2 separate regions of the Mus musculus genome follow, and region 2 is linked to region 1. A link is a loop called in an ENCODE intact Hi-C map of the cell type or tissue named here. Cell type or tissue: heart. All regions are shown on one strand. Each heading gives the region's core, and the rest is flanking DNA. Links, peaks and the distances in the headings are about the cores only. Region 1 has its middle 76 kb from the start of Plppr4. Region 2 has its middle 43 kb from the start of 1700061I17Rik.

Region 1 (12,831 bases), core at 1,686-9,685:
AATTGTTTATTTTTTTTTATTATCCAACTTCTTCATTATTTGGCTTGCATCTGGAAGAAGCATGGGCCCAACCAAAAGTGCTGTAGAAAGAAAGAAAGAAAGAAAGAAAGAAAGAAAGAAAGAAAGAAAGAAAGAAAGAAAGAAAGGAAGAAAGAAAGAAAGAAAGAGATAGAGAGACAGAGAGAGAGACAGAGAGAGAGAGACAAAGAGACAGAGAGAGAAAGGGAGGGAGGGAGGGAGAGAGAGAGAGAGAGAGAGAGAGAGAGAGAGAGAGAGAGAGAGACTATATGAACACTCCAAAAGGGACTGAAGTAAAGGATAACAAGATTGACAGTAATCAAGATGATGGTCAACAAGGCCACTGTAGGGAACTTCTATCTCTTTCTAGTCAGAGACTTGCCTGTGTAAGCAAAGTGTAAGTCAAATTGATGTTAGCTCCAGAATTCTTCTGTAAACTATTTCAGAGTTACTACAAAGTAGGAAACATTGGGAAGGTTCCTGGAAGCAGGAAGGAAACTCAACTCATACCCACCAAGCCTCCTCAAATCCCATTTCAAACTGGGCAGCACCCTGCTTGGGTGACTCCTCTACCATGGCACCATCTGAGTCAATGGATATGGCTGGGAAATCATCAATGACCTGGGCACATCTGGGTTCTATCTCTGTTCTAGGCTCAGGAGCACCTTAGTTTCTCTGATTTCTTCTTCTGCAGACTGCCATCTTGATTAGAAGCTAATATGCTAAGCTCTTCCAAGTTCAACTGATGCGGCTTGGAAATTTCTTAAATAGGAAGCTCGTAATTGAAGGAGCTTTTGATGGGTATTTTCACATAGGAACTATTATTATTCATACATACCCTTTTCATATTGGGAATGGGCAAAGAATAAGAAGAAACCACGTGGCTAAGTGCATTTCTGATTCAAAAGAAAGAGACAGAAAATGCAGGTGTACCTCACTGTGAGAGTAAATAGCAGCACTATTTTTATAAAGGAAAGTAGAGAAAAAGTCCTACTATGTACATTTCTGCAACACCAAACCAGACAGTGTTAGAGGCAAAGAAGTAAATATCTGTCACCAGGGGAATCATTCACCAATACAAGACATGCATTAAACTCTCACAATAGGATCTCCCAATAAATGATTCATCCAGATGCTAATATTTAATCAGTTCCTACTTTTAATTAATTTAAGAGCCTCTCAACATTTCAGCACATTTGAGGTGTTTTTTGAGGGTTCGTTGTCCAAGGTTAATCCCTTAATCAAACTTGCCTTTTTAAAAAACACAAATAAATGATGCAATGTAAAGCCTATTATTGTTATGTCATACAAAATGCTAATGTTGAATTGTTTTCTTTAGGTAACCAGCATTTTTACCTCTGAAATTTCCTTGTAATGTAATTGCTTGATTTAGGTTATCTTTGGAGGCATGCAAACTGCTTGGCTGCAGCTTATAAATATATTTCCGTTGCCTGGTGGTCTTGCTTTTTAATGTTTGTAGCACTGAGCATTTTACCTGTCTAATTTTATATTCCAAGTCATCGATGAAATGTTTTCTGTGTTCAGTGAAACTGTAGATGATGCCAGATTATTAGTAGCCAGATTTCTTTGCATTGAAATTGAAAAGATTCTCTCCCACAATCCTTAGTCAGGTAAAGCCGCTGCCCTGAATTCTTACGTTTTTCCACAAGAGGGCTCATACCAGACCAAAGCTCTGCCTGCTGCTAGTGATCTGCCTACATCTCTTGGTGAAAACCAGAGAGACAAGAATTTGAAATATTCCCCAGAGCACTAATTAGATTTCAAAAATCAAGTAAGCAGATATTTTCAATAACTGCAGTTGGTTGATAATGTTAACAGCCAAGTTTACAGAAGCATCCTTTATAGCAGATGATGTCATGTGTGAGATGGTAGCCATACAGCTATTGTCATTGCTGTCGTTGTGAACGTGCTAAACTCAGGTCTGCTGAAGGACATGACTGTGGAGCTCGATTGTCAGGGTTTGAGTTCCAGGTCGGATGTTTTTATTATTTCGGCACCATCAGACAACATAGTCACTGTTGCTGTCTCTTTTAGCCATCCTTAGCTCCTCTTCTTGAACTGTGATTGTTGTAAGGAGTAAGAGAACTAAGCCAAGTAAAAGCAGTGAGAAGAAAGTCTGTGATGTATTAAGTGATTTGTAAACTTTGGCTACCACTGCTACTACTGAGGCACAGAGAGATTAAAAGACAAGCCCCAAATCACATTTGTTGACTGAGAAGAGACAAGCTGTAGCCTGGGAAGTGTGTTAGGGTATGGAACAAGAATACAAACATGCCGCCTCTTTATCCTTCATCCTCTTCCAGCAAAACAAGATCCAGTTCTTACTGCTTTCTGTGCCTGTGGACTACCCAAACCTCTAATTTGATCATGCATCTCTGTTTTGAACTCAGACACAAGTCTACTTGAGAGCCAGCTCCGTGTCTTATTTATGTGCATAACCACATCACATAGCAGATGCTTGCCAATGGTAAACAAAGATGATTTGGAAAAAAAAAAGCAGTAGTGAGAATACACTAATTTCTGTAACTGCATCATGCAGCAGCTTTGTTACTCATCTTACATGTATGGAGACCACAGTTCTTAAGAGCTCTATCAGCACAAGCTCAGAACTTAAGAAACGCCATGGCTTCAAAGCCCATGCTTCTTGTTCTTGTTGTTGTTCCTTTGCTTGTTGTTGTTGTTGTTTAACTTTTTTCTGTTTTTCTTTTCTTTTCTATTCTGTTCTGTTCTGTTCTGTCCTGTCCTGTCCTGTCCTGTCCTGTCCTGTCCTGTCCTGTCCTGTCCTGTCCTATCCTATCCTATCCTATCCTATCCTATCCTATCCTATCCTATTTTTGAGACAAGGTGTCTCTACATAGTCCTGGTTGTCCTGAAACTCACTACTTACACTGAACTGGCCTCAAATTCACAGAGGTCAGCCTGCCTCTGCCTCTAGTGCCCTGGCATTAAAGGGGTGTACCACCCTGCCCTGCACCCTGCTAGTTGTGCTCTCTTTGCCCTTGCTTACAGCACTTTATATGTTTTGTGGATAAAGGTAAAATGTGAAAAACCACACCAGAAGCTTACACAAATCTTCTGGAGATAATGGAGAGGTGAGGAAGGAGGGGACTAGAAGAAAAGAGGGGGAGGGGAGAAAGGGTTCTGTTATCAGCTGATTGTGCTCGGGAGGGGGAGGGGAGAAAGGGTTCTGTTATCAGCTGATTGTGCTCGGGAGGGGGAGGGGAGAAAGGGTTCTGTTAGCAGCTGATTGTGCTCGGTCACTAAAGCCTTCCCTTACTACTAGACAAGACAGACATGAACAGAGTAATCACCCAAGTAATTGACAATCAGAAAACAAGATGTACATGGGAATGGGAGTGTTCCAAAGTGAACACACATCACTTTGTCCACTAGGTGAAAATCTCCCTCAGGAGACAGCCGAACTGAAACCCAAGTGATGAGCTAGGAGGTAGGACAGGAAGAAAAGAGTAATATTCAAAGCAGAAGAAGCTACCTGTCCAAAAAGCCTGCAGCAGGAGTCACATCCTGCTGAGGAAAAACAAGAAAAAGAGAAATCACAGCTGAGTGTTCAAGAGGTGGCTCAAAGGTGGAAGGCAGAGAATTAGTCGTCTTAAAAAAAATACAACAGAGGATAAGAGTAATAGCATTACTCTGAGGGAAGGAAGTATACACACACACACACACACACACACACACACACACACCACACCACACCACACCATACACACCACACACACCACACACCACACACACACACACCACACACACACACACACCACACACCACACACACACACAGCACACACTACACACACACACCACACACACCACACACACACCGCACACACCATACACACATACACACACACACACACCACAAACAGACACACACACCACAGACACACAACAACAACAACACACACACACCACAAACACACACATGCTTAGAATATAATGGAATCAGGATTGTCACTTTTAAAAGTCCAAAATGTTGTGAGAATACGAGAGGGCAAGGTATTCTGCATAGAGGAGCACAGGAAGAAAAGAACTGGCAAGCGTTTGGCTGACATGGGATCTGAGCATCCAGGTAACGGTGTGAAGAAACACTCCAAGGAGTAAACACTGCTCACAGGCCTATTCTCTGCAGAAAGAATTAATGAAAAATAAATAGGTAACAACAAGTGAGAAGAAACTTTAGTATTTTCTATGTGTTTAAAAATAATATCCCCACTAGAAAAGGTATCTTTGATAACAATTTTTCAATGCTTGGAAATAAATGATAAAGATCATACCAAAATACATAAAGCATGTAAAGTCATGTCCAGATGAAAACATACAGAATAATATGCAGGTGTAAGGGGACTTATGAAGAAACTTAAGAACTTCAAATGAAATGCAAAGAAACTAGAAAAAAACGATACAAGCAACTAGACACTAAACAAACAGTAAGGCAAAAACTGAGTCAGAAAAGGATAGCAGTATATATCTCAACCAAATGGAAAGGATGAAGGAAAAAGGAGCATCAGACACTAAAATCAGCATCACTATAGATGTGTTTGCTGTTAAAACAAAAAATACAGACATAAATAGTGTTATTGTCAAAAATTGCAAATATTAAATGAAATCAACAAATAGAAAAACACTGTTTTCCAAAACTAACAATTATTATTGGAAAATCAGAACTGTGCTACAGCTGACAAAAGGGAAGAGTGTATTTACTGGGGTGGTCGGTGTTTTTCTACTTCCTAATTTCTACGATTCAGTGTTATTCAGCATTTCCGACTGCTACCACGAGGTGGCAGACGTCTCCAAACTATGGTGGGTAACCGTGTATCTGCAGGACACCATCTTTGTGTGGTCTGCAGCAATCACAAACAGAAGGCATGTCAATCTAAATCCTTTTTATTATCGTCGGTTCAGCATCTGCATTGTTTTCATGAGAGAATAGATACCAACAGGAACAAGAATGTGTTTAAAAATTAAAAACAGGTTCGATTAGCAGATGTTGAATCCCACCCTAACAATAGAACCTTCCACTTCAGGCTCAGAACAAGGCCAGGGAAGTGGAGCAGCCTAGCACAGATTCCCATCTCCATGACAACCTTTTCGGCTCCAAGCACAATTAAAGAGACAGCATCATCTTTTTTGGAGAGAATACATATAAATGTATTTTGGAGAGAATATATATATATATATATATATATGAATCGTGACTGTTATTCATTTTTTAAAAGAAATTAAAATTTGATTCTGATTACTGAAGCTAAGTTATTGATGGATGGAGAAGCACGGATTTGAAAAGGTTTCACATAATTTCCATGTAAATGAAAAGATATATGTGCCCCTATGTACTGGAGTTATTGCTATTCTCTTTTGCTTTGTCCCGGACAGTCTCAAAAATCCTAGCTTGGTCCCCTCTTAAGACTTGCTGTATTTGTGGGTCAAAAGAAAACAAAAGCTGTTCATCCATTAGCAATTAGATTTTGAGCAGATGGTCCAGAACATGTAGTGACTTCCTAGGGGTCCTGTGATACCCTAGTCTGCAGCCTGAGAGATCCTTTTCCTCTTTGGAAAAACAGTACTGAGATTGTTCACTTGCCATTTGAGGAAGGTTGTAGGACCCAGCTTACCTCTCTCCTGCAGGGAGTGTTTAAATTTTTTTAGGACTTCAAAATATCCAAGGTGAGAAGAAAGAAAGAGGGGGGGGAGGGAGGAGGGAGGAAGAAGGAAGAGGGGGAGGAAGAGGAGGAAGAAGAGGAGGAGGAAGAGGAAAAGGATGAGTAGGAGAAAGAGAAGGAGGAGAAAGAGGAGGAGAAGAAACAGAAAAAGCAGAAACAGGGCAGAAGCAGAAGTGGAGGAGAAAGAGGACGAGGAGGAGGAAGAAGAGGAAGAGGTTTTCTGTATATTAGGATACAGGATACATTAAAATAATTGAAATGGTGAGTGGAGACCAATTGTGTTGCTTCTTTAATTCATTAATAGGGTGCATTAGTCTGGGTTCTCTAGCAGAACAGAGACTCCAGTAGACAGGAAGTAGGCTCTAATGCCAGTGAGAGCGAGCAGGTAAAGAGGGCAAGCAAGCGTCCTTCTTCCACGTTCTTTACACATGCTGATTGCAGAAGGTGTGGCCCGGACTAAAGGTGGATCTTCACATTTCAAAGACCCAGAGGTGAAGTAGATCTTCCCAGTCAAAACCCCTCAGAGATGTGCCCAGCCACTGGGGGTTTAGTTAATTCCAGATGTTGTCATGTTGACAACCAAAAATAGCCATCCCACCAGGCTAGGGTAGTGGCTCAGTGCAGACGATGTTTGCTTTGCAGATGTGAGGATCTGCAGAATAGATACCCCAGAACCCACATTACAAAGAGCCTGTAGTGGTTGTTCGTAATCTCAGCCCTGGGGAGGGAGAGTCAGATGAGTCTATCGCTGGGGCTCATTCAACAGCCAGCAGAAGTTCCCTGACAACCATGCCAGTGGTTCCTTTAAAAAGAAATTAATTCAGGGAGTGCCTGAGGAATGAAAATCACAATTGTCCACTGGCCTCCACATACGTGAATACAAGCGTTGAACACATGTGCACATCATATGCACATGTGAATGGATTCAATTTTGTGTTATTTCATGAAATCCTGAACATGAAGACTTAATTGAACTAGGACTATAAACATTTCAAAGGATGGTATCAAGAGGGAAGAGGGTCCAGGTATCTAAAAGACTTTCTAAAAGGTTGTAATAGCATGCCATTTCATTAAAAGGGCAAAAATGTGCTTGGTTTCACCCTGCCTGGGAGTACATAATTATGCTTTCTCATTAAGCAGAGAGGCAGAACATGGGAGGTTGACTTTGCCCACTATGGTTCTTGACCAACTATGGCTTTTGTGTGTGTCCTGCGGATGCAGGCCCTTTGTTTGTTATCAAGAGTTCTTACTACTGAGCTGTCTCCCCGACTTCTGAGTATTTGCATTTGTTTCAAATGTGCTAATTTCTTATCTCTAACACCTTTGGTGAGTGTCAAGATATTTTCTATTGTCTATTGTCTATTTAAAACCATTTTTATTTCTCTACTTTTGAATTTTAGAAGTCTTTTCATAGATTTTGAGTATTTTGGTTTACCAATATTTCTTTCAAGTATGTAGGCAAAGCTTTTTGGGGGTTTTGTTTGTTTGTTGTTTGTTTTATTTTGTTTAGTTTTATGCTTTGGCAGAAAATCTAGAAAGTGTTTGCTTAGGTGCTAAGGTCACCGAATTTCTATTTTCTAAGCTTCTATGGGTGATGACAATACAAAATTAATTTTAAAGAGGTGAAGAGATTGCTCAGTGGCTATAGCCTGTACCACTATTATGAAGGATTCGTTTGGTTCTCAGCACCCATATTGGACAGATCATAATCGCACGTAATTCCAGCTCCAAGGATACTTAATCCTTAATGCCTTCTCCTGCAGGGCACCTGAGCTCACATGCACATATACATACACACATATACACATAATTTAAAAATAAAAGTAAATAACATTGGGAAACATTATCACTCTCACCCAGGAATCAAATATTTGAGAGGTTTAATAATAGAGTTTGTTCTCAGACTAGCCTAGGATTATGTATACATAATAAATCTGATTAACTTGGCAAACATTTCCCTGCATGGTCCAGGTATCTAAAAGACTGTGGTATTTCCCAGAAAAACCCATACATATGATCACAAAGGAGCTTCGAGGGGTAGGTTCATAGTATAACTCGTGTTGCTAGGTATTGTCTCTGGTAAAAACTGTGCTTCAATTTTAGCAGAAGGCAAAAATTAAAAAAAAAAAAAAAGAAAAAGAAAAAAAGTTTTAAAATGTTTTTTTCAAAAAAAGCAAGGTTAAGTAGACACTTCACTAGAAAAAAAAAACTGTTTTCTAATTTTAAAAAATGTTAAAAAGAAAATGAGAGAGAGTATTATTCTCCTGCTCATAACAGGACACCCAAATCCACTTCTTGCATTTGCCCAGTGCATCCCAGCAGCACCAATAGACCTGGCGACAATGCTGAGTGGAAGTGGCCCCTGAACACTCTGCTTCCCAAGAGAACCCCTGTGCTAGCACAGATCTGGGCAGCAGTAACTCCCAGAAGAAAACGTGAGACTGTACCTGAGGAACGGAGACAACTTCTGAAAGTGTAAAGAGAACACCTGGCAGTCCCACAGGCACAACTTAAGGACAGACAGATGGACATACCAAGACCTGGAAAGCAGGTGGGGAAGCAAATGACTAAAACTAAAGGACGGACATTCATCCTAAGTGCCTTGGCTTATCTCAAACTGAACTGCTGCCTAAGTGGGGGCGGGGGAAGCCATGAGGACACGGGGGAAGGCCCCAATCACTTGCATGTTTTCATCGTTCCCTTAGCTCTTCTCTCTTCTTAGTCCCTCACATTCTGTCCGTGGGCCTTGTCCTCCTTTCTTTGCCACATTTGTTCTCTCTTTTTTCCCATCAATTTATCTATTTATCTACTCCATATACTGATCACAGACCCCACTCACACAGTCCCTGTCCCCATCCCCCAATACCCTTCTCCTCGGAGGAGGTTGAGGCCTCCCTGGGTACCAACCCACCCTAGCACATAGTGTCTCTGCAGGACTAGGCTACCTCTCCTGGATTAAAAAGCAAATATGGGCTTGGTTTTGAATTTTTATTTCTAGCATCAAATAAAGATTAAATGCTGTTTTAAAATGTCTTAATTTGGTTGGAAAATTCTTGGAGAGGATTCTAATTTTACAAGCATGGGTGGGTTCCCAAAGACTAGGACAGTTGCTTGCTTGCTGTTCATAGGCTGAGGTAAATGGGAATGTGGTAACACTCTAAGACAAACTGTGATGGTGATCAAATGTAAGGACTGATACAGAAGACAACTTACTGAAGGGTCTGAAGGGGTGTGTGTGTGTGTGTGTGTGTGTGTGTGTGTAGCAGTAAATTAGTTAATAGGCTTTGGCTCACAGCACCATTTTACTCTCCCAAGAGCTCTGGATTATAAAATGAGACACACACACACACACACACACACACACACACACACACACTCACACACACCAGCTAATTTTGATATGCCTTGACTAGCTCGATAGTTGGGCACTTCTAAACCTCCCCTTGGCTAACACCCCCCCCCCCTCCAGACTTCCTGGCTTAAAACCTTCTAAATGTATATTTTATCTTTGCTGCCCTGTTACCTTCTGGGCAGCACCACCACCACCTGACATAGGGCTGCTTTCCCTTTCCACCTACATTGCTAGATGACTTCTCTCCTGCAGCTCTTGAATCTGACCCCTCTCCCTCTGAGTCATGGCAATTCTCCTCTTCTTCTCCCTCTGTCCCTTGACTTCCTCCATTTCCCTGCCCAGCCATTGGCTGTACAGTAATTCTTTATTACCAATCAAAACCAACTGAGGGCAGGGACCCTTGGTGTCTGGAAGTGTGGCTTTTGGAAGTTGAATTAAGACAAAGCATTAGAACCATTTTCCAGTGTGTGTGTGTGTGTGTGTGTGTGTGTGTGTGTGTGTGTGTGTGTTTGTTTGTGTGTATAATATATATACATCCACCACCTCAGAAAGAATCTCCATTGAAAATTCGACACTTTCCATAGATAATAAAACCATTTATTATCTATATGGCAGTTTAAAGACCAAAGATATTTTGTTTTACTTTGTTTCATCCCTATCATTCAATGACTAAAATATATGTGATAACCAGGGATGAAATACTTCTTAGAAATGTCATGGCTACTATGGACCACAGCTGGAGATCCAATCAAGTATCCTGTGCCAAGTCCCAGTTTAATATTGTAACTTTTGTACCTACGCAGCACAACGCATATGTGTTTTAAAGTCTACTCAACCAAGACAGAGCTTCCACTGGCCGAGGAGGGTGCTTAGTATATCACATCAACACAGTTAATGGATGGAAATCCATTTGTGGTGAGTGTGCCAGTCCGTTCTTCTCTCCCCAGAGACCTTTGCTGTAATCCCAGTATCTTATCTTAACTCTGTGAAAGCCTATGTGTGAGATCGTGTACACACACACACACACACACACACACACACACACACACCATCACTTGATGTTGCCACAACCACTACCAACAACAACAAAAGAGAGCAGAATACAATCCTTGAAGACGTGAATAAGTTTAGGATCCCAAACTTCAGGCAAAGGGCACAGCGGCAACTTTTCCGTTGGGAGTGCATTGTCAGGGAAGTCTCAGTCCCAGAACATCATGGGTGACTTGAAAGAAGAGAGAAAACTGAGTGTGATGGTTTCTATTTCCCTCCACAAAACTGGAGATGAAGCATGTTTGTTGTTGTTGTTGTTGTTGTTGCTGTTGTTGTTTTTTAAGTTAAGGGTAAAGCCTTGAATTAGGAAATTTTTAAATTGCATAGATTTGAACACATGTCTTGCTTAGAAACTATTAGTCTGTAGAGGTACCGGTCTGCACATGAAGATTTTGGGCTATTGTGCTAGAAGTTCTCACACTTCATCACCCTGGATACTGGAAGAACAAAGTTAATGGAGATAAGGACAACATGGAGGAAACAGTGAGACAAGAGGTGGGCACTAGTTTCCAGGCTCAGTGGGCTTTGTTTTGTTTTATTTAAGATTAGTTTTCTATCCCTGTGCTGAATGTTACTAGATGAGAAGGAGGATTAGTCATGAAGGAAAAGCAATCGTTAGAAGCAAAACAAAGGTTCAAAGAGGCAAATGTCAGAAACAAAGAATGAGGCTGGATTGAAGACAGAGTGGTCTATCTGAGGGAAATAATAAATATGACAAGAATACACCACAGTGGCACCTCTGCCATTTGTTAAAACAAATTTAAATGTTAAATATGACTCTCTGTTCTTACTGGTGTGAAGTGGTATCTCTTGGTGCTTTAATTTGCCTCTCCCTGATGACTAATGACGTAGAGAGTTTTTCACATAAATGTTGGCAATGCGTGTGTCTTCCTGTGACAGATGTCTCTTTAGGTCTATTGCCTATTTTTCAAGACAAGTTTGTTCTGTTTCATAGTTTTATTGAGCATTTCATGTTCCTGATGAATTCTAGATATTAACTCCAGCTTGATGGAGAGTTAAAAAAAATGTCTAAAAATAACAAAGACTGGCAGGAATTTGGAAAAAAAAAAAAAGAATAAGATTATACGAATGTTCCTTGAATTCCGCTGCTCCCCCGGGGATGTAAATTACTAAATTCTTTATCAAGAGGCCTCAAATGATAAAAAGTTGGGAGCTGGAAAGCCCACTCAGGGTCCCTACTGCTCTTACAAAGGATTCCAATTTGTTTCCCAGCACCTATATCAGGTGGACCACAGCAACCTCTTACCCCAACTCTAGAAAATCTGACATCCTCTGGTCTTCATGGGGACTGAAAAACACACATGTACACATAATTGAAAAATAAAATAATTTTTAAAGGATTAAAAAATAGACCATCACACTAAGATATGATAATCCCACAACTGGCTATGAATCCAAAAAAATGAAAGATTGTTGAAGAGACACCAGCACTCTCACAGCCCTTATATGACTATTCATAGTGGGCAAGAAAAGTAGCCAGCTTAAGTGTCCATGAAAGGGTGAACAGATATTTTTATTTTAATTGTGTGTGTGTGTGTGTATGTGTGTGTGTGTGTGTGTGTGTGTGTTCATGTGTGGTTTATGTACATGGATGCAGGTGCCCATGGAGGACAGAAGATGGTTTGGGATCCATTGGAACTGGAGGCAGTTGTAAAGTGACCAAAGTTGGTGCTGTGACTTGAACCCAGTCTTCTGCAAGAGTGGCACTCACTCTTAACCACTGAGCCACCACTCCAGGCCCTGAAAGGATTTTTTAAAGAAATGTGGTGTATACACAATATGGCCCAGGCATAAGCAAAATTATGTCCTGTTATTTGTAATGTGATTGAGATGAAGATCACCACGTTAAAGGAAGGAAGCCAGACACAGAGTAAGTGCCATGTGACTTTACTGATATGTAGGACACAATAGAGTTGCTTTCATAGATGTTGAGATGGTTACTAGATACCTGGGATCATTTGGAAGAGGAGAAAGAAAATGAAAAGGATGATCACTAAGAAATAAGCCATTTAGGAGTAGAGATTTTTGATGCTACACTGTTGAAAAATAATATGACTATAGATACGAAGCATGCACTATATATTTCAAAGGCATGAAAGAAACATTTCTAATATCATCACAATAAATAAAAGCAATAAATGCTTGAAGGAATATGCAGTTTATCCTGATTTAGACATTATCCAATGTTGTGTGTGCCAAATTGTTACATGATGCCCAGAGTCACACTGATCTTCTATGTTTTTAAATGCCAATTGAACATCAATTTCATCATTTGTGTGGTTACCCATGAAGGGATTGTTAAGATTAGTCTTAAGGAGCTGATGTGAGGACAAGGAAGCTGATCACAGGAGAAACACATTGTTGATTCCAAGTCTACCAAATACAGCATGTGATGTCGTTTAACTGGATCTTCTGGAAAGCCCGGCAGAAGTTTTATCACAGAAACAATTCCAAACATTGCCTGTGTGGAGACAAATTTAAAATAGTCATGTGAAGGGGTCATGCAGTGTTTTGGAGATGCCAGTACCATGAGATGACCACCAAGAGCAGCAGCAGCAGTGGAGTACAGGCATCTGGAGCCTAGAGGATGATGGGTGTGCTACAAAGGGCCTGGCTGGAGAAGTGACCCAAGCCCTTGGAGGATCCCAGAATATCGTGAGTTGGATCCCAGACATTGGACGGTTGGAGATTG
Region 2 (12,831 bases), core at 2,777-10,776, 320 kb after region 1:
CTTATATCTCATGTTTATGAAAAAGTATTATTTATTCACTGTAGATTTATGGATTATTTTCCACTATAAAGGACTTCTTTGACTTCACCTGTATCTCATGGATTTCTAAGTAACCAAGGAACTCAGCCAGTTAGCGGGAGAGCGAGTAAGAGAGACACTCTCAAACCTCACTCTCACAAGGTCAATATACTTATTCTTCACAGAAATTTTTATAAGATCAAAAGTGGCTGGTCATAGTTCTCAAATATGTTAGGCAATTGCTGTCCTTTTGTATGACTGCTTGGTACCCATGGATGCGGTTGTCCTGTGGAAGTCATTCCCACTTCCATCCATGTCCTCTATAGTCTCTCCCTCTGCTTTCAGAAGGCATCTGCTTCCATCCGGAGTTCCTTCCCATCCTTTGTGACCTCCGCAGGGAACAGCTCGAGATTCTCTCCCTACAGATTTTCTCTAACCATCATAAGAGAGCTCTCACCGAGACCCTGAGGCTTTTGCACACAGAGGAGGTAACTAGGATCATTTGCACTAAACTGACTTCGAGAAGGGAAACAACTTCCATGTGACGGATAGCTGACCTGTTGTGTTATGTGCTTCTGAGTCATTAGCGAGCATTCAAAGCACAAAGCTCCTACTAGCGATTTAGTCCAGCAACTCGGCTTCATTTATGTTTAGCATAAGTTGGAGAGACTAGTGTTACCTTTCTTGTTACAGCTTCAAAGTTTTAGTATCTTCATACTTCCAGTTCTGAAAAACAGTCCCTCCTCTCCTGGCTCTGAAGGAAATTGCTGAAAACAAGAAGAAAACTCCAGAAATAAGGATACTAAAATTTAACAAAAACTAACAGGTCACTTTTACTTACTTTTTTAATAGATTTTTTTTTGAGACACAGGACTCACGTAGTACAGACTAGCCTTGAACTCTCATTGTGTACATAAGACTCGCCTTGAACTCTTGATCCTTTTGCCTCTCTGTGTGATATTAAAAGTCCAGTATTCACCACTATGCCTAGTTGTATGCAGGGCTAGGAAATGTATTCTGCCAAGTTGACAATTCACACTAACTTTCATAAGTACCTTGAGATACTGCCCCCCAGGAAACTTGATCCTCCTCATTCAGTTAGGAATCAAGAAAATACACATACAGACTTTCATGCAAGCAAACTGATAGAGATTTTTCTCAGTTGATGCTCCTCTTCTCATTGTATTTTAGTTTGTGTCAAGTTGACACAAAACTTACCAGGCCACGTTCTTATAAAAGCTATTCATCATAAAATACATTCTGAATCATATGGATTAGGGAGGGTGCCAAAACAGGATTTATCAATATTTGTACTTTTCCTTCTTTCCTAGTTTGTTTTCTGTTGCTGTGATAAAGCATTCTGACAAAAAGAAAATTGAGGAACAAAATGTTTATTTTAGCTTACACATCTAAGACTTCATCATAATATTGCATCTCTCTCTCTCCAAACTTGAATAAATAAATGAAATGAAATTCTATAGTTCTACCCAGTGAGATCACAGAATTCTGGAGGTCCCCGTACTTGTAGTCTGTGCCCTTGATAATAGGGTATGGCAAGGAATTTTACAAAGAATTTGAATAACATAGTGGCTATTTCATAGAATATGAGAACACAGAGTGATTTTTAAAAATTATTATTTGCATATTTCCTTAATATCCAGAGAAAACGGTATAATCTTTAGAAACCAGAAGAAAGATATGGTCCTTTGATTTCTTCCCTCTTTCCTGTCTTTTCTTTGTTTTAAATGTATTTTGTTAATTTTTATACATTTGAATTAAAAGAAATTGCATCACTTTTCTCCTTCCCTGTCCTCCCTACAGTTCCCCCCAAGTCCCCACCCTCCAGCCCCTGCGCTCAGACTGATAGCAGTTCTTTTTCTTTACTATTGTTACATACATAAATATGCATGTATATTTGCATAAATGCATGTGTACATCTGAATAAATACATAAATACAACCCTCTGAGTCTGTTTATATTGCCTTTCTCAGCAGTCATTAGAAGCCTGCGGTTCTTGGTCTTAGTGTGTGTCTTAGCTAGGGTTTTACTGCTATGACAAGATACCTTGACCAGGGCAACTCTTATAAAGGACAACATTTAATTGGGGCTGGCTTATAGGTTCAGAGATGCAGTACATTATCATCAAGGCAGGAAGATGACAGCATCCAGGCAAATGTGGGGCTGGAGGAGCTGAGAGTTCTACATCTTCATCCAAAAGCATACAGAAGAAGACTGGTCTCTAGGCAGCTAGCACAAGGGTCTTAAAGCCCACACCCTTAGTGACATACTTTCTCCAACAAGACCACACCTCCAAATAGTGCCACTCTCTGGGCCAAGCATATTCAAACCACCAGTGTGTCTTAGTCAGAATTTCTATTCCTGTGATCAAACACCATGATCAACAACTGGAGGGAGGGAACATTTTTTAAACTCTCAGATTATAAATCCATCATCCATACTAATCAAAAAGGGAACTCAAGGAGGAATGTGGAGGTAATAACTGGTACAGAGGCCATGAAAGAGAGCTACTCACTGGCTTACTCTCCATGACTTGCTCAGCCTCCTCTCTTATATCACCTAGGACCATCATCCCAGAGGTGAATGGCCCACAATGGGCTGAGAATTCTCAAACCAATCACTAACTAAGAAAATGTACTACAGACTTGACTATAGGAAAATCTTATGGAAGCATCTTTTCAGTTGAGAGTCCCTTTTTCCAGATGATTCTAGCTTGTATCAAGTTGACATAAAACCAGCCAGAACAGAATAGAACCCCATGAGATTTTTCTCTACTTCTACACTAATGCATTTACTGCCATTGCTGTTGATCAGGTTTTGTTTGTGTAGCCATTTCTATGAGAGACTGTTTCATAGCAGACATCTTGATATTCTGACCCTTACAGTTTCCTGCCCCTTCTTCCATGATGTCCCCTGAACCACAAAGAAGCTGTGATATATGTGCATCCACTGAGAGTAGGATCCCAACAATCTATTGATCACTACACTGTGTCCAGTGGTGGTTTTCTGTGCTGATCTTTATTTGCCATTAAAAAAAAAAGTTTCTTTAATAAGGGTAGTAGCAATACTTATCTATGGGTATAACGATAAGATTTAGAATATAGGTAGAGATTATGCTGGCGTAGCAAAGTGGCAGAAGTAGATTCTTTTCCAAAACTCATGACTCTAGTTTTCCCAGGAATTTAGCTAAGTTTCTAGCACCAGCTGCCATTTTGCTCTTTTGGGTAGACCCTAAGTCCAATTAGATAACTGTAGTTTACCACATGTGAGTACCACTTATGAACTTTATGGTATCATGCCTTACTGGTCACTGTAGTTCATAATGTTTGTAGGAATATTAACCACTTCCCTCTCTTGGCAGTGTGCATGGTACCTTCCTAGGAACACAGAAGCAAGTGCACAGAAAAGAGGCCTTCGGGTGGATGTGCTTTAATGCTCAGATGCCAAGAATACTCTATTATAGTAGCTAGGTAAGACGTAAACCCAAGCCTAACAAATGAATTAAAATACCTTGTATTCTTCACAGTTGATGTTTTGCCATGAAAAAAGCAGCCATTATATGCACTAGGTTAAGATAGATGGATGGATAGATAGATAGATAGATAGATAGATAGATAGATAGCAATCCAGATTTCACTAGAAATAGCTTCTGTGAAATATCTAGAATTTAAATGAGACTTTGCACACTAATCTAGAACCCGAGAAAGAAGCTACAATCACTTGTGTCTTACCTTACAAAGAAATTTTATTTCTTCTTTTTTAAAAAAAATACCTAATATTCTATCTAGGGAGATGGATCCATCAGTAAAATGTCTTCTCCATAAGCATGAAACCCTGAGCTTGGATTCCCTGAGTCCATATAAAACATGCTGGACTGCGTGATATATGTCTAGAACTCCAGTCTTGGAGAGACAGTGGGGAGGAGACAAGGAGATCCCTGAAGCTCATTGGCCAGCCAACCTAACCAAATGGATGAGTTCACGTTTAGTGAGATACAGTCTCAGGCACAAATGTGTCAAGCAGTCAAGGAAAGATATCCAACCTCAATTTGGATCCTGCATGAACACATATGTAAGCACCTACAAACACATGTATGCACATATACAGACCACATACATACACAACATACACAAAAACTTTTATAAAAAACCTAATGTTAATGATACATTATATCTACTATTTAAAGTGTATAATATTAACAATATAACTTAAATTAATAGAGTATGTATGCATGTGTGACCCAGTTCAAAATAGAAAGCATCCACCCAGCAGTCACACATACTCACTCGGTGGAACAGAGTATCTTAAAATTTAAGCACATGCGAGCACCAATCGTACAGATGATACTGAAACCTAAAGCTTCTCTAGATTATGGAAATAAACCCCAACTCTGTGAATGAGCTCCTCCTTCATATAGGGAAAAAGAGGCAATATGCTTCACTCAAGACAGCAGATGCCAGAGGCCAAAATAGCTACATTCACAAGGGAGATCTCTCTGTGAAATCAGCAGATGGTGAAAGCTCCCCAGAAAATGGAGCTTTTTTTTTAAACACTGGTCCCTGAAAAGAAAAGTAAGATGTAGGTAATTGGAAAAGAAGGTTATAAGGTATTTGAGGTCATAGGAACTGTGTGGTTAAAAAAAAAAAAAAAAAAAAAGATAAGTCATGGAAGGCAGGAGTGTATAATGTACCTCCATTGAGCAATCTGTGCAATCAGCCTGGAAGGAGGGATTCAATGCAAAGAGCCAGAAGCATCCATCTAAAATGCTTGGCTGATAATGAAATCCTCAAGTTTTTAAAGGAACCAAGTTACTATAAGGAAAAATATTTTATCACTTTTAATGTTTAGCATTGCCAGCGCATGGTGATTGAGAAGTGAAGACTGAATTCAGTTAGCATTTAGAAGTATTTCTAAGTTCTCTAGACAATGAGCCTCCTTTGCCCTAGGTATCCATGCTCAGTTTAGGGAATGTTTAAGCAACTATTCCTGAAAAATGCAATGCTCAGGGCTGGGTAAATGGCTCAGTCAATAAAGTGCTTACTGCACAATCATGAAGATGTGACTTTGACCCTCAGCATGAACACTGCAAAAAGTCACGAAGTGGTGGGACAGAAACGATTCAGCAGTTAGGAGCACCTACTGCTTTGGCAGACGGCCCAAGTTAGGTTCCCAGCGCCCATATCAAGTGGCTTGCAATAATCATCCCTAACCCTAGTTCCAAGGGATCTGGTGCCACCTTTTGGCCCCTGTAGATATCAGCACTCATAGGCCCATACACAGAAAGCCAGAAAGCCTGCATGTGCGCACGCACACGCGCGCACACACACACACACACACACACACACACACACACACACACTAAAAATAAAATTTAAAATACAATCTTTAAAAGCCAAGTGCAGCAGGATATGCTTGTAATTACAACAGTGGATAAGTGGAAATAGATTTTCTGGTCGGTCAATCTAACTCAGTTAGAAAGCACCAGGTTCGGGGGAGACAATGTTTCAAGTAAAAATAAAAACCTGTCTGTCTGTCTGTCTATCTGTCTGTCTTGGAAAGGACTACTAATGCTGTGATGAAACACCATGACAAAAATCAAGTCGGAGAGGGATTATACTTCCACACCACTGTTCATCATCAAAGGATGCCAAGACAGGAAAATGGGGCAGGAAGCTGGAGGCTGGAGCTGATGCAGAGGTTGTGAAGGAGTGCGGCTTACTGGCTTGCTTTCTTGTAGAATCCAGGAACACCTGGCCATGAATCACCCCACTCATAATGGGCTGCACCCTCTGCCATCAATAATTCATTAAGAAAACGCCCTACTGGCTTGCCTATAGCCTGATTTTATGGAGACATTTTCTTAATTGAGGTTGCCTCCTCTCAGATGACGTTAGCTTGTGTCAAATTGACATAAAACTACTCATCATATATATCTCTATCTGTCTGTCTGCCTGCCTGTCCCTGAACTGCTTGTTTCCTAGGCATAGACTAAGCATATCACAGACATTTTCTCCCATAATCCCAAAACACTCCTGTAATTATGGTCATCCTCATTGTGTAGATGAGGAAATGAGGCTTAAAGAAATTAATCGGCTTGCCCAAGTTCATGCCGCCAGTGAGGATGGAAACAAGGCCAAAAGCAGGTATTTCTGGAACTAAACTGCATGTTCTTAACCGGTTTTCCTGATGGTGTTCTCATCACTAATTAGTAGTTTCATGTTTGGAAGCTGCCGTTGGTCCTGGCCTTCCTTGTGCATTCTATGCTGCCACCATCTGGTTTCTTTTGAGAAGTTCAGGCTTTTCCTCTGCAGTTATTCTCAGACTCATTGGAATCCTGCATTCCCTTGAAGAGAGGGCTGCAATGTGTGTGGATTCGGTGTACGTGACTTAAAAATCTCCAGCCTTGTCAGTATATTCCCTATTACACCAGTGTGATGTGTTAGGGCCACTGAGATTTGAATAAAAATTAACTCAGTGACCAAATTGTGCTAACAAAAGACAAATTCAAAGCCAGACAGCCATGGTGTGGAAAGGCTGCTGGAGGCAGGGCAACCCTGAATGCAGGGAGTAGAGGGAGCGTCATGCACATTCTCTGCTGTTGATGAGGAGATGCTGGACTTAGTCAGGACAGAAGAGCTGAGAAGGAGACGCAGGCTCCAAGGCAGCGGATTTTCAACCTTCCTAATGCTAGCAAGCAGGATATCTGATATGCAACCCCCCCCCAGGGGGTGATGACCTCCAAGTTCACGACCGCTGTCTGAGGTCACAGGGAAGACATTCAGAAGAGTCAGGAAGGAGCCAGTAGAGATTCGTTCCTTAGTCATTTGCTTGCGAAGGCTTACAACCACAACCTTATGAAAAATGAAACACCTTCGCATGTGTAACAATGATAATAGATCCTTTGCCAATGCCTTGCTGACATCCGGTTTCTTCTGCTAGTCTTCATGCCCCAGGGTGTATGAAGCCTGGTTTTCCCTGTATGGGAGGTAAGAGCAAGACAGAAGCGTGTTTCATCTCTATGGCAAAGTGAGGCAACATCTGATGTAGAATGGGCAAAGGTCGGCAGTTGGAAGCTCTACATTGTACTCTGACCTCTCTGCCCTCTGAGGGTTTGGGAGCCTTGAAGCTGGCCGACCTGCCAGAGCTATACAGTTCATGCACCTTGAATCTCTTGTTTGAGAGCATAGCCATAACACTTATCGAGATTCTTAGAACAACAAGACATGTGTTTAATGCCTGCTCAACTTCCCAGCACTACATTTATTACTTCAATCAGGATGACTGCCTTTTCAAGACCAACCCTGGGCTGCAGAGTGAGACCGTATTTCCAAAACAAGCAACTCCAAAACCACCAAATCTGTTGTGTTGTTTCACTAACTTGCACAAGGATGCTATAAAGTGTAGATTCAGCCCTCCCCCTAGTACTACATAACCGACAAATGATCTAACTCATCAGTCCTTGTGAACATGCTAAGAAGGTAGAGTCTGTCACTAGGCCTGAGAAGCTGAACAGCATTCAAGGTCAAACAGAACTGTGAAGCTGTCAGGTTTCATCTAGTCCCAAAAGCTATTAACCACACTGCACTCTGACACTTGTTCAATACCTGGGTGCCTCCCACACCTTATACATGCAGGTGCACATGTGTGACTGCCCTGGGTGCCTCCCACACCTTATACATGCAGGTGCACATGTGTGACTGCCCTGGGTGCCTCCCACACCTTATACATGCAGGTGCACATGTGTGACTGCCCTGGGTGCCTCCCACACCTTATACATGCAGGTGCACATGTGTGACTGCCCTGGGTGCCTCCCACACCTTATACATGCAGGTGCACATGTGTGACTGCCCTGGGTGCCTCCCACACCTTATACATGCAGGTGCACATGTGTGACTGCCCTGGGTGCCTCCCACACCTTATACATGCAGGTGCACATGTGTGACTGCCTTGGGTACCTCCCACACCTTATACATGCAGGTGCACATGTGTGACTGCCCTGGGTGCCTCCCACACCTTATCCACGCAGGTGCACATGTGTGACTGCACAGTCCTGTGTCTGCCCCTTACTCGGCAGTGGTCTGGCAGGAGGAAGAGATTCAGAGTTCATATGATCAGAAGCCCATCATTCAGTGCCCACTCTAACACCCCCTCCCCCTTCTGTCTACCTGACGAGGAGGAAAGTTTAACACAAGATGACAACGAAACTGACGAGCGGGAAGTTTCAATTACCAGCGTCTGGGATGCGTAGAGTCTCTCGGAAGAGACAGGATTGGTCTTTGAGTTTCTATAGTGATGGTTGTGAATGTTTCAACTAGCCATGGTTGTACTATGACAAGCTATGACAGGCTACATAGCTTACACTGCAGAAATGCATTTTCTCATAGTCCCAGAGGCTATAACTCTGGGGTCCATGTATTGGTAAGGTTGGTGTCTTCTCAGGCTTACCCTGCCTGGTAGGCTGTCATCTTCTCCACATTTTCCTGGGATCACTCTTCTGTATGTCTGTCTCTATCATACTCTCTTAGGAATTCTTCCGTCAAATATGATTAGTACTTTTTTTAACATCCTAATTTTAGAGCTGGGTGGTGGTGGCACTTACCTTTAATCTCAGCACTCAGGAGACAGAGACAGGAAGATACCCATTGTAACTTATTTATCTCCACGAAGATCTGTCTCCAAGTACAATATACTATATAGATTCTGTCTTCAAGTACAATCACAGTTTGAGAACTGACTTGGACACTAATGTATATAGAGGGAAGAGAATGGCTTATAACTGTCATTCACAATGACAGTTCCAGGAGATCTAGCACCCTCTTCTGGCCTCTGCAAGCACCAGGCCCTCACACAGTGCCCTTACATACAAGAAAAACACTCAAACATGTAAAATAAAAATAAATAAATCTTTAAAAATACTTGGCCCATTACTTATAATTTAAAAACATCTGTCAGTTGGGATTATAGGAAGTTTTGTTCAAAGCAAGTTGATTCTAATTACTTTGTTTCTTCTTATAATCACATTCGTGATTACTACTCCCACATTAAAAATAAGATTTTTTTTCAGACAAGTAGCATTATTATTTTGTCTAGAATATCCTAACAACATCCTGAGAAGAACTATGTATGTACCAATATATTCAAACACTTGAAATAAATTCCTGTTTTTCAAAATAAGTAAGACTCGGTAATCAGGTTTTTAATTAATTAAATACCCAGGCATATAATTACCAATTTTATACATTTTAAACTCTAGAGAAAATTAGCATCAAGTAGCAATTATAAGTCTAGTATATTTATACTTTATAAGTTTTCATTTGGAATATTCTTAGGAGTAGAAAACAGTTCATCAAAAAGTAGATTTTTACCCTAAGAACTCAAACAAAGTAACAGAAATAGTCTTTACTCTAGGGTTGATGATGGACCTCGCTGTGCATTCTGGAATTTGTTTTGTTCCTTTCTGTAACATCCCAGAAATAACAAAACATCTCAGTAAACACGGGGTGATTTGGTCACTCCTGGTGATGGTTCCAACATCTCTAAGCACAGTGATCTACTACTGCCACAAAATTACTACGTAGCATGGAAATTTTGTCTAAAATTCTGTCATGTCATTGCCCCACTCACTTTAATGAGAAGAACTGAAGCAAAAGCCCAAAGTCATGCCAATCAAATGAATATTAGCTCAAAATCTCTTGTTAGACTGTCAGTTTTCGTGTGCAGTGAGCTGAGGTTAAACATACGCTAAGCCAATGTTTCCTAGAACATAAGGTCTGCGACCCACGCTGAAAAACCAAGGACATCGAACTGGCCAGCATTCATCCTGCATCCCTAAGAGAAGATAATTATTGGCCCTGAGAGTGAACAACACTAGTCAAAAGTTCTTCAGGTGTAGAACCAAACCAATATTGTATAGATGAAGGGCCAAGACGATGAGTCAATAACTATACTCCCATTCTCCTGGAAGAGGCTAGTTGTGAATTCATAGAAATATCATTTAAGTGTTTTATGTTCCCTTCTAAGGATCAATTAAGAGAGAGACAAGTATAAGGAAAGATCAACTAAATGCACAAAGTATTGTGTCTCTTGCCATGCAAAGGTTTGAATGGCCACCGATGCATCTGTTAGGTGGCCAAACTACATTAATTATGATTATAGCCAAGCCTCGATCATACAATAAGGAAAACAAATTATTCAGATATTTTGTCCCACCTAGCAATTCTTTCATCAAGCTGCAAACAATTGTCATCAACATGAAAATGCAAACATTTGATATGGAGAATCAGGTCATGTTATGTTGAGTCACTGGTAAAAAGCATTTGATCCTCATTGAAGGCTGAACGTCATGGTTATTTAACATTGGGGGCTGATGGTGGAGTGGGATTGATGCGGGGGTGGCTATCACTCACTGTATTAGGCTAGTACAGGTTTTCTGTGATTTCCTGCATTTCACAATGCTACTTTAGCCACCTAGAAAAGGAACAGAAACTTTCCACTTCTCTTCCAAGTTCTTATTACATCACATGAGACCCTCCAACATGTAATCTTAAAGTGTCCCTGTGATAACACTTTTAGAACACTGCATTGTTCTTAAGTTCTGCATAATGAATCCTTAAAGACTATAGGTTATAGGGTTTTAAACAATTGTTTAACTTAGAGATCTCTTTTACAAAATAAGGTGTCTTCGTTTGCTTCTTTCTTACTAGGATAAATACCATGATCAAAAGCAAACGAGGAGGAAAGAATTAGTTGGCCTTACAGGTTATAGTCCGCCATCCTGAAAAGCCAGGGGAGAAAAATGGAGGCAGGAACTGGAGCAGAAAACAAGGAAAGCTACATACTGATTGTCTGTCTTTTCTTTCTTTCTTTCTTCTTTTTTTTTAAATTTTTTTCTTTTATTGGATATTTTCTTTATTTACATTTCAAATGTTATCCCCTTTCTACCTTTACCCTCTGGAAACCCCCCATCCCACCCCCTCCCCCTCTCTCTATGAGGGTGTCCCCCCAACCATCCACCCACCCCCACCTTCCCACTTTAGCATTCCCCTACACTAGGGCATCGAACCCCCACGGGATTAAGGGCCTCTCCTCCCACTGATGTCCAACAAGGCTACGTATGGGGCTGGAGCCATGGGTCCCTCCATGTGTACCCTTTGGTCCAGTCCCCAGGAGCTCCGGAGTGTCTGGTCGATTGACACTATTGCTCCCCCCAAGGAACTGCAAACCCCCTCAGCTCCTACAGTCCCTTCTCCAACTCCTCCACTGGGGACCCTGTGCTCAGTCCAAAGGTTAGCTGTGAACATCTGCCTCAGGTTCTGGCAGAGCCTCTGGCTTTCTATGATGTGGTCAGCTTGCCTGCTTTTTGTTTTGTTTTTAAATATCATTTCACATTTGTCGTTATTTAAGGAGACATTTTTTGTACGTGCTAATCTTCATGGAACTACCCAGGTTGCTTTTTTAAAATATACAATGTAGAGAAAGGCGTGGGACTGCCCACTATGGGCTGGACCATCTGACACTAGTTGCTAATCAAGAAAATTCCCCCACAGATCTGTAACCTGACTAATCTTCTGAGGGCAATTCCTCAATGGAGGTCCCCTCTTTCTAGGAGACTCCAATTTGTAACAAGTTGACAAAAACAAACAAACAAACCTAACCTGCTCAGGACACTCCTGTAGGTTCCCGCTCAATAAACATGGAGATCCAAACCCTGTAAGGTATAGGGGTTTTATATGAAAAGCTTTTATAGAAACAAGGAATTCGGGATACAGCCACTGTTGCTTTCTAAAGTAGGGACTGAGGTGAATGAACATGGCTCACTTTGTACTCTTTTTCTAGATCTTAAAGATATTTCTCTTCAGCTGTAGAAATGGCTTTGAGATGTATCATGACCAACCCATTTATCCTGCTTTATAAAAAAGCAAACATCACCAAGGTTCTGCTTGCTAACTCAGAAACCATACATGTTTACAAATGAGCTGTTGCCACAACTTCTGTCTTGGATGACCCACTGGGAAGTGGGAGAGGGTGGGTTGGTAAGCAGGGGGAGAGGGAGGGGATAAGGGGTTTTCCGAGGGGAATCCGGGAAAGGGGATAACATTTGAAATGTCAATAAAGAAAATATCTAATAAAAAAAGAAAGAAAACAACAACAAAAAAAAAAAGAAAGAAAGAAAAAGAAAAAGAAAAAAAAAAACCAAGGGGTGAAGTAGTAGCATCTTCATTTGAAGTCCTCTAGAAGACTTCCAGGCTTCCAGGCAGCTAGGACAGGGATATAAAAGCTGATGCTCACAGTGACACACCCACTCCAACAAGGCCACACCTCCTAATAGTGCCACTCCCTGGGCCAAGCATATTCAAACCATCACATTCCACTCCCTGGAACCCATAGGCCTGTCAAACACATGAGTCTATAGGGTCATACCTAGCCATAGCACAATAAAAAATGTATTTAGTCCAACTTCAAAAGTCCCCATAGTCTATAGCAGTCTCAACGAAGTTTAAAGTCCAAAGTTCGAAGTCTCTTCTGAGATCCATCCAATCACTTAACTGTAATCCCCAAAGCAAGAGAGGAAACCCTCTGGGCAAACTCCAAACTCTGCATCTCCATGTCTGATGTCAAAGCAATCTTCAGATCTCTAACTCCTTTTTCATCTTTGTTGACTGCAACAAATGTCTTTCTCCTGGGATGGTTCCACTCCCTGTTAGCAGCTTTCCTCAGCAGATTTTCCATGGCCCTGGCATCTCAAACATCTTGGGATTTCAAGGAAACTTCAAAGACACAGCTTCTTGTTCCAGT

Evidence for each region. Peaks named below come from ENCODE experiments on the same cell type or tissue, not always from the same donor. Only the 100,000 strongest peaks of a DNase experiment are listed, where the experiment ranks them.
Region 2: it touches region 1 in a loop (10-fold over the local background); 31 of 42 quality-filtered maps call a loop at or near these places.

What each region holds. Positions count from the first base shown.
Region 1 is chr3:117,430,948-117,443,778 of GRCm38, reverse strand. No RefSeq gene overlaps it. Among named protein-coding and RNA genes, the nearest start is that of Plppr4, 76 kb to the right of the region's middle. In heart, for the core only: a CTCF peak has its summit at 4,835 (motif pointing right); no DNase peak of the experiment used is centred there; H3K27ac peaks cover 1,212 bases.
Region 2 is chr3:117,114,057-117,126,887 of GRCm38, reverse strand. No RefSeq gene overlaps it. Among named protein-coding and RNA genes, the nearest start is that of 1700061I17Rik, 43 kb to the right of the region's middle. In heart, for the core only: CTCF peaks have their summits at 6,305 (motif pointing left) and 8,863 (motif pointing left); no DNase peak of the experiment used is centred there.